3 separate regions of the Homo sapiens genome follow, and all the other regions are linked to region 3. A link is a contact called in ENCODE Hi-C or POLR2A ChIA-PET data. All regions are on one chromosome and are shown on one strand. Each heading gives the region's core, a stretch centred on a gene start or an enhancer-like site at or near the end of the contact. The rest is flanking DNA. Distances are from core to core; before and after follow the strand shown.

The links. A loop is a pair of places that touch in the nucleus more often than their neighbours do. ChIA-PET counts read pairs that join two places held with the same protein, here RNA polymerase II (POLR2A). Pooled maps may share reads with other maps.
Region 1: a loop to region 3 is called in a map of naive thymus-derived CD4-positive, alpha-beta T cell, with 14 times the contacts of the local background. The contact joins the promoter of TRAPPC12 here to the promoter of ITGB1BP1 in region 3. A Hi-C loop is called at or near these places in 1 of 168 maps with a recorded cell type or tissue (naive thymus-derived CD4-positive, alpha-beta T cell) and 11 of 50 pooled maps. POLR2A ChIA-PET finds 5 or more read pairs at or near these places in 1 of 52 experiments (WTC11).
Region 2: a loop to region 3 is called in a map with no recorded cell type, with 13 times the contacts of the local background. The contact joins the promoter of TMEM18-DT here to the promoter of ITGB1BP1 in region 3. A Hi-C loop is called at or near these places in 1 of 37 single-sample maps with no recorded cell type and 9 of 50 pooled maps.

The regions. Positions count from the first base shown.
Region 1 is chr2:3,378,164-3,381,007 of GRCh38, forward strand. TRAPPC12 (trafficking protein particle complex subunit 12) reads left to right here and starts at 1,531. Exons shown (of 12, transcript NM_016030.6): 1 at 1,531-1,713. RefSeq lists enhancers at 1-496, 497-1,013 and a silencer at 1,502-1,551.
Region 2 is chr2:675,633-678,621 of GRCh38, forward strand. TMEM18-DT (TMEM18 divergent transcript) reads left to right here and starts at 1,740. Exons shown (of 3, transcript NR_183417.1): 1 at 1,740-1,841. TMEM18 (transmembrane protein 18) reads right to left here and starts at 1,774. Exons shown (of 5, transcript NM_152834.4): 1 at 1,657-1,774. The coding sequence starts at 1,713. RefSeq lists enhancers at 1,049-1,814, 1,717-1,816, 1,847-1,916 and a silencer at 1,307-1,556.
Region 3 is chr2:9,422,237-9,425,313 of GRCh38, forward strand. ITGB1BP1 (integrin subunit beta 1 binding protein 1) reads right to left here and starts at 1,292. Exons shown (of 7, transcript NM_004763.5): 1 at 1,137-1,292. It overlaps CPSF3 (cleavage and polyadenylation specific factor 3), which reads left to right and starts at 1,418. Exons shown (of 18, transcript NM_016207.4): 1 at 1,418-1,587. The coding sequence starts at 1,538. RefSeq lists enhancers at 1-601, 595-644, 1,515-1,564, 1,605-1,654 and a silencer at 785-1,084.

The sequences.
Region 1 (2,844 bases), core at 281-2,780, 6.0 Mb before region 3:
ACTTGGCGTTCCTGAGCGCTGGGCCAGCGCTTCACACGCACTGCCATAAGGAGCTTCATCCAACCCTATGAATAAGCTGTTACACTTCCATTTTACCGATGAGACGCTGCAAAGTTGAGTAACACAGTCGCAGCGCTCATTGGTCCATTGGGTAGCCAGGATGGGCACCTGAGCTGACTCCCTTAGGTTCGGCCCAAGGTGCCCTAAGTCAGGGCCATGCCTAATGCATTTCTGCAGGTGCCCAGCACTGTGTGGCAAAGAAAGCACTACCAAGGATGGGGTTATGAAAGCCGGCACCGCACCACTGGTGGTCCTGGACTGCATATGCCTCCGAATGGGAGTCGGAAGGGAAGGCCCTGGGGTTCCTAGAGGTCTCCAAAGACTAAAGACTTGTGGTGGAGAGACTGCCCCTCTTTCGCATCCTGCTCAAAGTGCCTGCCCTGGCCTTGGGCCAGCAGAAATGGCATCGCAAGGACTCCAAAATACATCATAGCTGAACCACGCCGCTAGCCTGGTTCCACCGGGGCTTCCAGGACCACGCACCTTTCCTCCATTTCTGTGATTAGCTTTCCCCTCTACCCTTTATTGATCTCCGTGACGGAAATGGTTGGGTCTCGTTTTGCTCAGTTGGGCAAGGCGCGTGGTATTGAGTTAAGGCTGGATGAGTATCTGTTGAGTGTATGAAATTTTAGAGATTACATGAGAAATCAAATGAGCAGGCCGGGCGCGGTGGCTCACGCTTGTAACCCCAGCATTTTGGGAGGCTGAGGAGGGTGGATCACAAGGTCAGTTCGAGACCTGCCTGGCCAACACAGTGAAACCCCGTCTCTACTAAAAATACGAAACTTAGCCCAGCGTGGTGGCACGCGCCTGTAATCCCAGCTACTCGGGAGGCTGAGGCAGGAGAATCGCTTGAACCCGGGAGGCGGAGGTTGCAGTGAACCGAGATCGCGCCACTGCACTCCAGCCTGGGCGACAGAGCCAGAGTCGGTCAAAAAAAAAGAAAAGAAAAGAAAGAAATCAAGTAAGCAAAAACAAGAAAGAAAGAAATCAAGTAAGCAATGGCCCAGACATGAGAATCATCCTATTCAACCACTCTGTTTGCCGATATTAACTTGCGGAGCTAAGAGGGCCTTCATACTTCGGGATTAAACCCACCCATCTATCACTGATATCTTTATCATTAATTTTATTATACAAGTACTGCAGGTGCATGGTAAGAAACTTACAAAATACAGATAAACACAAAGACAAATCCATAGAAACACTGATTTCTAGGATATGCTGGTCAATAAAAATAGCCTAAGCGACTCCCTTTCACCCGCCCCATCTGCCACAGGCTTGCCTATTGCCTCTGAGTGACAGAATCAGGCTAGGTGGAGTGGAGTCTCCGTTCCCATTTCCAAGTACAGGGTCCGCTCCCCTCAACTACCGGCTCCTGGTTGCCTGTGCGCGTTCACACCTAGGGCTCCAGGCCCCGCCCACAGCAGACGAACCGGAAACGAACCCCATTTCCGGCCTGGGGGCAGGGCCTCGGGTTCCTGCATCGGGCCTGAGCAGAACTAGGCGCGCCGCGGCCCGGCACGCGCAGGCGTACAGAGCTCCCCGGGGGTGCCAGTTCCTCTCCGATTCCCGGCTTCTGTCACCTTCCTCACGGACCTTGGTCACGGCCGCAGGTGACCCCTTAGCCCAGCTCCAGTGGGCGGGTGGCAGGTGAGGATCAGGGCCTCGGCAGTCCAGAGGGGATGGGACCGTGTAGCGCCACCTCGGGGAGGGAGCACACTGGCTTTGGCCTCAGCCCGGAGGGACCTTCTCTGGGACCGATGCTAGAGTGGGCGTGGGGTCCGGGCGCGGGGTCGCCTGCCACCCAAGGGCGTGTGTGCTCCGCGGGCCTTGTGCCAGGCTCCACGTCGCCGCGGCCCTTGCTCTCCACGTCTGCAGAGGGCTGGAAGCGTCTCTGCAGCCCGCGGAGTTTGCGGGAAGGGGAAGCTGCTGCGAAGCGTGTGGGAAACTACCCGCTGGCGCGCGCCCAGGCGTCCCCGAGACCCCCAGTTCCAGGCTTGGTGCCAGCCAGGCCCCCAGCAAGCCCCTTAACTTCCCTTAGACTTAATTCACCCTCCCGCGGAAAGAGGTTACTAATGACCTGCCCTGCCAAACTCAGCATTGTGAGGCTGCAATGCAGTGTAAAAGCATTTGAGTCACTGTGTAAACGTCCGCTGTTGCTACACATACTAATTGTAGAGTATATTTACTGTGAAGACCGAAAAAGCGTTTATTCAACAGAAAGCGTTAGGGTCAAAGATGTGTTTTAACGTGTCATTTTTTCACTCTTCACTACGAAACAGTGTAGCCCCAAGGAAAAATTTTCTTGGACCTACGGTTTGTACTTTTTAATGGCTACTTGAAGATATGGTGTCTTTGGATTCAGTCACTGTTCGCAAATTCAGAAGATAGTGGCGGATAATGAGCCAGTCCCGTCTTGGGATTGGGGTGGGAGAGGGACAGGGGAAAAGCAAATGAAATATTACACAGTGTTACTCATTCAGTTCTTACATTTTGTGATATCTGATGGGATCTTCTTCACAGTTACTAAACTGGGTGTTGCCACTCTGCTTTATCATTAAAATGATAATTACTATGCTTGTGTCTGTGCAGCTCTTCACACTTTAAAAGATGCCTATGCAGGGGTGCCACTATTTAATCCTCTTTATTCTGATGTACCATCTAAAAGATCAAGATTTTCAGAGGTTACTTCACTTGGTCGGGAAGCTAAGACTCAACACAGTTATTGAGACACTGCCTTCAGAGCTCTTTCTGCCCACCCCTGCCTGGCAACCTTGCAAG
Region 2 (2,989 bases), core at 490-2,989, 8.7 Mb before region 3:
GTAGGAACACACCAGCAGACACTCACTGTCCTGCCACTCAAGGCCGGGTTCACGGCCCACCCACAGCCTTCTCCCAGCGCAGGAGGCAGGGGCCTCTCACTCCTGAGTCCTCCTGGGCTACTCACCAAGTATCCAGAGAGCATTGCCAGGCCTCAGAGAAACATGGGGACAGGAAAGGGAGAAGGAACCAGGAGGATGGAAACAGGATTCTCCCCTCAGTGCAACTATAATTCATGGAATTCAAAGTTCAAGCACACAGAACTGAAGGCATCTCTGATGTGCTCCTTTCGTTTGTGGAACAGAATCATGTTTTTAAGGTGGGTATAATTAAAGGAATTACCATCCTTTACGATGATAATTGGTTATGATAATTGGTGACGACAAGGAAATTAAGACGATTGCTCAAAGAGATGCACTTGGCTCAGCCCCAAAGGTAAAACATGAATCATCATTTCAGACTCCTTAGTCAGCACTGAAGACCTCAGGGAATCTTGAGCCATCGCCACGTGCAAGACTTGATTTTCTCCAACCTCTCTGCAATACACTGAACTCTCCAGACAGTGCCGCACTCCGCCGCCTCCTGGACTCCCCGGGACCCTGCTGTACCTGGGGACAGTGTCTGGCTCAGGGACCTGAAGTAGCCAGGCTCAGATCCACTGCTGCTCAGTCCCCACCTGATGCTCAGATGCCAATCCCAGCAGTCCTCAACCCTCCCCATCCCCTCCTTGAGCGCCCTCCTGCAGAAGACAAGCCCTGCCCTCCAAGCTGCAGCCCCGCCCTGCCCTCCAAGCTGCAGCCCCGCCCTGCCCTCCAAGCTGCAGCCCGGCACAGCCCTCCAGAACTCCTGTGTCACTACTCTCTGCTGGGGACCGCAGCGGCTTCTCCAGAGCCGCGCCATGACATAAGGACACAAGCGCATCTACTCCCATCAATGCACCCACCAGAAGACCAGAGGCACGGAGGTGAGGGGAGCACGGCTTTCTGCCCAGACCCCATCGAGTGCCCATGTCACCCCTTGGCGGCCACGTGGGGCGTGGGCTCCCCTGGGATCTGTCAGACGAACCCGGCACGGCGCACGCCCCGCCCACACTGGGCAGCGTTCCTCCGTGCCACCCCACACGATCAGGCTCCACCACGCACGCCCCGCCGCACTGCCAGAATCCGCCCACATGGCCCAAGCCCCGCCCGCAAGACGCTGGACTGGCCGGCGTGCACCTCCCACACGAACAAAGCCCTACCCCTCGCGCTCCGCCCACACAACTCAGCCACGCCCGCACGGTGCAGGACGCCAGCCCAGCCCAAGCCCGGGCCACAGAGCGCCGGAGCCAGCTCACTGCGCACGCTCCTCCACAAGGCCCCGCCCGGCCCCGCCCCTCCCCGCCCAACGGCCCAGGACCCCGCCTAGCGCTCGCGCCCCGACGCCCGGCCCCGGCCCCCTCCCACAGGGCCCAGGACCCCGCCCACAGCGCGCGCCCCCGACGCCGGCCCCGAGCCACTCCCACAGGTCTCAGGACCCTGCCCAGCGCGCGCGCTCCGCCACAAGGCCCCGCCCACGGCCGGGGCCTTCTTGGCCACAGGCCGGGTGCTCTGTGGGGCCTACCCTACGCCTCTCCGCCGTCCTCCCCCGAACTGGTGGTTACGCGGGCCGCGAGTTACCGTGAGCACGGCTGGGATGCTGACGGGGAAAGAGCTGACAGAGAAGGCGGACGGCATGGTGTTGGGAAGCCCGCTCTCACAGCAACCGCCGAACCCGGCCTGGCCAGAATCCACAGAGGAGGGCGCCAAATCCTCTCTCGTGAGATCTGCCCTTCTCACGAAACTTGCGCTTGCTTCCTCTCGCGGTAATTTCATGGCATTGCTAGGTCCAGATATCGCGATATTTCCTGGTGGTCGCTGTAATACGGAAAACTTACTACGCTGCTGTGGGACTTGTGCTCGCTCCGCCAGGAGGCCGAGGGCGTCTTTAGTTCGTTAACAGAGGAGCAGGCGGAGGCGGGTGGAATTTAGGAGGTTTGTTTCAAAGGCTCAGGGCGCTGTACCGCCACGCCAGCCCTGTCCCACCTGGGACTCCCTAGAAGGGTCAGAGCATCAATGAGGACGGTGTCCGCCCCGAGACCCTGCAGGAGCCGGGGACATTGCCCACTCCTCGGACCCTGCAGGACTTGGGAAGGTGTCTGCTCTCGCGACCCTAAGGGCAGTGCACTCTTAGTCTGGGTCAGCTTAGGGTTATCTGTCTTCACTTTGGAGATTTACCAGATGTTCTTACGCTTCACTTCGTTGTTCAACGACAGATACAAAAATATAAAGTTAATTTTCTTCCAGCGAATTTTTTCCCTTTATTTTAACATCTATACCCCAACTTTGACATTTTCAAATTAAACATTCTGTTATTTTAACATCATGAATTATTAAGTGTATATACTTTAATTGCATATGTTAGCTCTTGAACTAGTTTAATGTTTCTAAAAATAGTTCTAGTGGTGGACTTTTTTTTTTTTTTAATAGCTTTAACCCCTCCCAGATCTTTCTTAAAATCTTTCCACAGTGTGGTCATTTCTGCTTATGCTACTTAACATGCATTCTCTCATTTCAGTGTAGAAGGTCATGGTTTCTTCTTATGGGAAAACATTTCTTTCATTGATATTTTTCTCTATTCTTCCTGTATTCAACTCCAGGAACATCCCGTTAGGTAGATAGTGCATCTTCCTCTCTTTTGTGTTTCTCAACCTTCCTCTCAAAACATCACGACTGTTGTTGCTGAGTTTGGGAAATCTCGGGCTTGGCTTTCCTGGTTTTTTTTTTTTTTTTTTAAGACGATGTCTCGCTCTGTCGCCCAGGCTGGAGCACAATGGTGGGACCTCGGCTCACTGCAACCTCCGCCTCCTGGGTTCAAGCTATTCTCCTGCCTCAGCCTCCCGAGTAGCTGGGATTACAGGTGTTCGCCACCTCACCTGGCTAATTTTTTTTGTATTTTTAGTAGAGACGGGGT
Region 3 (3,077 bases), core at 42-2,541:
AAAATCTTTCACTGGTTCTCCAAAGTCAGAGACCAAAGTCAACGTTCTTCAGCACGACACGCCAGGTCCTCCAGGACCCAGCTCCTAATCACCTTTCCACTTCCATCCTCCACAACCCGGGCACAGTTCATTGATCTCAGCAAGGCAAAGCTGCTCCTGGTTCTCAGCGCGATGCTCCACGCGCCCCTGCTTTGCACCGCCCGGGACGTCCTTCACCTGTCAGGCACTTGGCTACTTCTTACCTTTCAAGGCCCGTTTCAGGCTGCAGGCCTTCCTGGGATCTCAAGGCTGGGGTAAGGGACCCACAGCTTGAGTGTACCCCCTGATCACAGCGCCACGATCTGCTGTGGTCTCTGATCTCACTCTCCCAGCTGCACGCTGGTCAAAGGCGGAGCTCGGTGACTCCTCTGCATTGCCAGGGCGCCTGGCAGGGGACGCGCTTACTGAAGCCGAGAACTTTCTGGGGAGGTGACACCCCAACAGCGATTCCCATGTACCAAACGCCTACCACGTGCCATGCACGGTGCTAGGTGCACAGATCCCTCTCACCCTCACCCTCACCGACCAGCAAGGCTGCAGGATAACAGCCCCTTTCAAACGAGGATGCCAAAGCGCCCGAAGAGTCAGTGACCTGCCCAGGGTCACCAGAGTAAGGACGGATGCGGCCAAGCTCGGGGCCTAGGGAGAGCCGGCTCCGAAGTTCCTCCCAGACGCCAGCCTGCTTGGCACCTGTCTGTCACCGTGATGGAGCACCTTCCAAGCGCTGGGTGCGGAGGATGTGACAGCGAAGGGGACAGACAACCCCGACCCTGAGAGGCGGGAGGCGGCCGAAGCGGGGCAGAGGAAGAGGCAAGGAAACGGCCCGCGGCCGCCCGCCTTGCCGCCCCTCCGGGGCGACAGCGGCTCGGGAAGCTGCAGTCCGCAAGCCCACGCCCGATCTGCGTGGTTCCAAGCTCCTCCACCCGCGCCCCGGGAGCGCGGCCCCGCCCGGAACCAAGCCCGAGCCCAGGCATCCCTCCTCCGCCCGCCCCGCGGCCCCACCCATCCTTCCTGGCCGTCCGCGCCGCTCTCGGGACCGTGTTCCCGTCAGGCCTCCGCGAGCTCGGCCCCAAGCGGGACGAGGGCTGGGCGCTCACCTCGCAGCCGCGGGCCCATCCCCGGGTTGCGGACTTCGGGGTCCGCGTGGGAGTGCCGCGGCCTTTGGCGCCCAGGCAGCTACTCCCGTTCCCGCTCCAGCGCCGGCTTTTCCAGCCCTCCTGCCCACGTCCGCCGGGCCGCGCCTCCAAGACTATGCGCAGGCGCAGTCCTGACGTCCTACCCCCGGTTCCAAGACCCCAAGTGGTGGGAAGCCTCGCGAGCGGCGTCCCCCGACCGGAAGTCGAGGGGAGGAGTCTAGTGCCGCGGGCTCCGGAGTGACGGAAGTTGTGCTCTTGGTGAATGGGGTTCTTCCTTTTTTATTTACCGGTGGCTGTGCTTCCAATTTAGGAAGACCCCGGCGACCTGTTCCTCACCCCCGCTTCGCCCTCACACTTTCGGGATGTCTGCGATTCCTGCTGAGGAGAGCGACCAGCTGCTGATCCGACCCCTGTAAGGGACCAGCGAGAGAGGGAATGAAGCCACGGGCTGTGAGGGGCGCGAGGGGTAACCGGAGACTGGCCTCCTCCGTCGCCCGCGCTCCCACCTACCCCGGCAGCCTGCCTTTGGTCCGCGCTTGCGGGCCAGGCTTCTCAGGCTCGAGGGGTTGGAGGACCGTTGATCGGAAGGGGCCTGCTATAGAGTGAACGGGATTTTGCTTTTTCATCAGTTTCAGGGGAGGGTATGTTGGAGTCGGAAAAAAAAAAGTTTTACGGGGCCACCGCTCGCTTTCGTACACGCTAAGAAGCGTTTTCACTTAGCACAAGCACGGATCTCTGCGCGTCAGGGCAAGCTGTGAGGGAGCCGGTGAAGCTTATGACCGACAGGATGAGAGGAGGACCTGAATGAGGCTACAGCCGTGCAGGGAAGAATTAAGTCTGTTTCTTAACACCAGGGCTTCACATGTGCCAGAAGTTAGAAAATATTAGGGACTTGCCGTGAGTTTCGATCTTCTCAGCTCAGGCCCTAGTAGAATAAGGAAGGTGTAAAGCTGGAGAAGAGAAAGTGCAGAGGTGTTAGGGACAAAAACTCAGCCCTCGACTGTCCATAAGGAGAGTGGCCTTTCAGTGGACACGATCCTCATCAGTCGGGAATGCTGCTGAAGGGGAGATGCAAATGTAGAGAACTTGAATTCCTACAGATGAGCATTTCGAACCCACAACATGTTTATTGTTAGATACTAGTTGGCACAACATGAATATACGCTTTCCAAAAGGTAGAAAGTATCTCCTTTACACAATCATTCAGTAAGGCTTCATTGAGCACCTGCTTGGGACATAGTCCGTTTCCTTCTGCTTAGTTCACACCTGTCATGTCTTCCTGTGATGAGCAAACACTGAGCAAGTGTCAAGCACCACACATGGGGATATAGACGCAACAGAGGGCCCAGTTAATTGCTCTCGCTCTTTTGGAGAGAATTACAGTGCACAGTGGGAAATATTGGAGAGATACTTTGGAATAATAGGAGACTATTACTTTGAAGTCAGACCTGAAGTCCATTATCTACTTGACCAATTAGTAGGACAACAATCTCACTGAACCCGTTTTCTCATATGGAAATAAGATAAAACTTGAAGAGTGAACATCGCGGTAGGTGCTTTGTAAATAATAGCTAATCTAAGAACGCAGGCAGGCATTGCACTGAGCACTGTGAAAGTATGGAAAAGGGATTTCTGACAGATTGAGGAAAAAAGGATACCTCGTGGATCCTGAAAAATGTGATGCCTGAGCTGAGTCCTAAAGAATGAGTAGGAGTTAAAGACTGGGGGGCCCAGGATGTTCTAGGCAGTGGAAGTGGCACATATGAAAGTGAGAGTGGTCACAGCTTGTGGCCAGATTCCTCATGGCTGTAGCTAAAGAGTTGAGTTAGCAGATGAAGCGACAGGCAGTTGAGGTCCAGTTTAGGAAGCACCTCGTATACACAGGAGTTTGGACCTTTATCA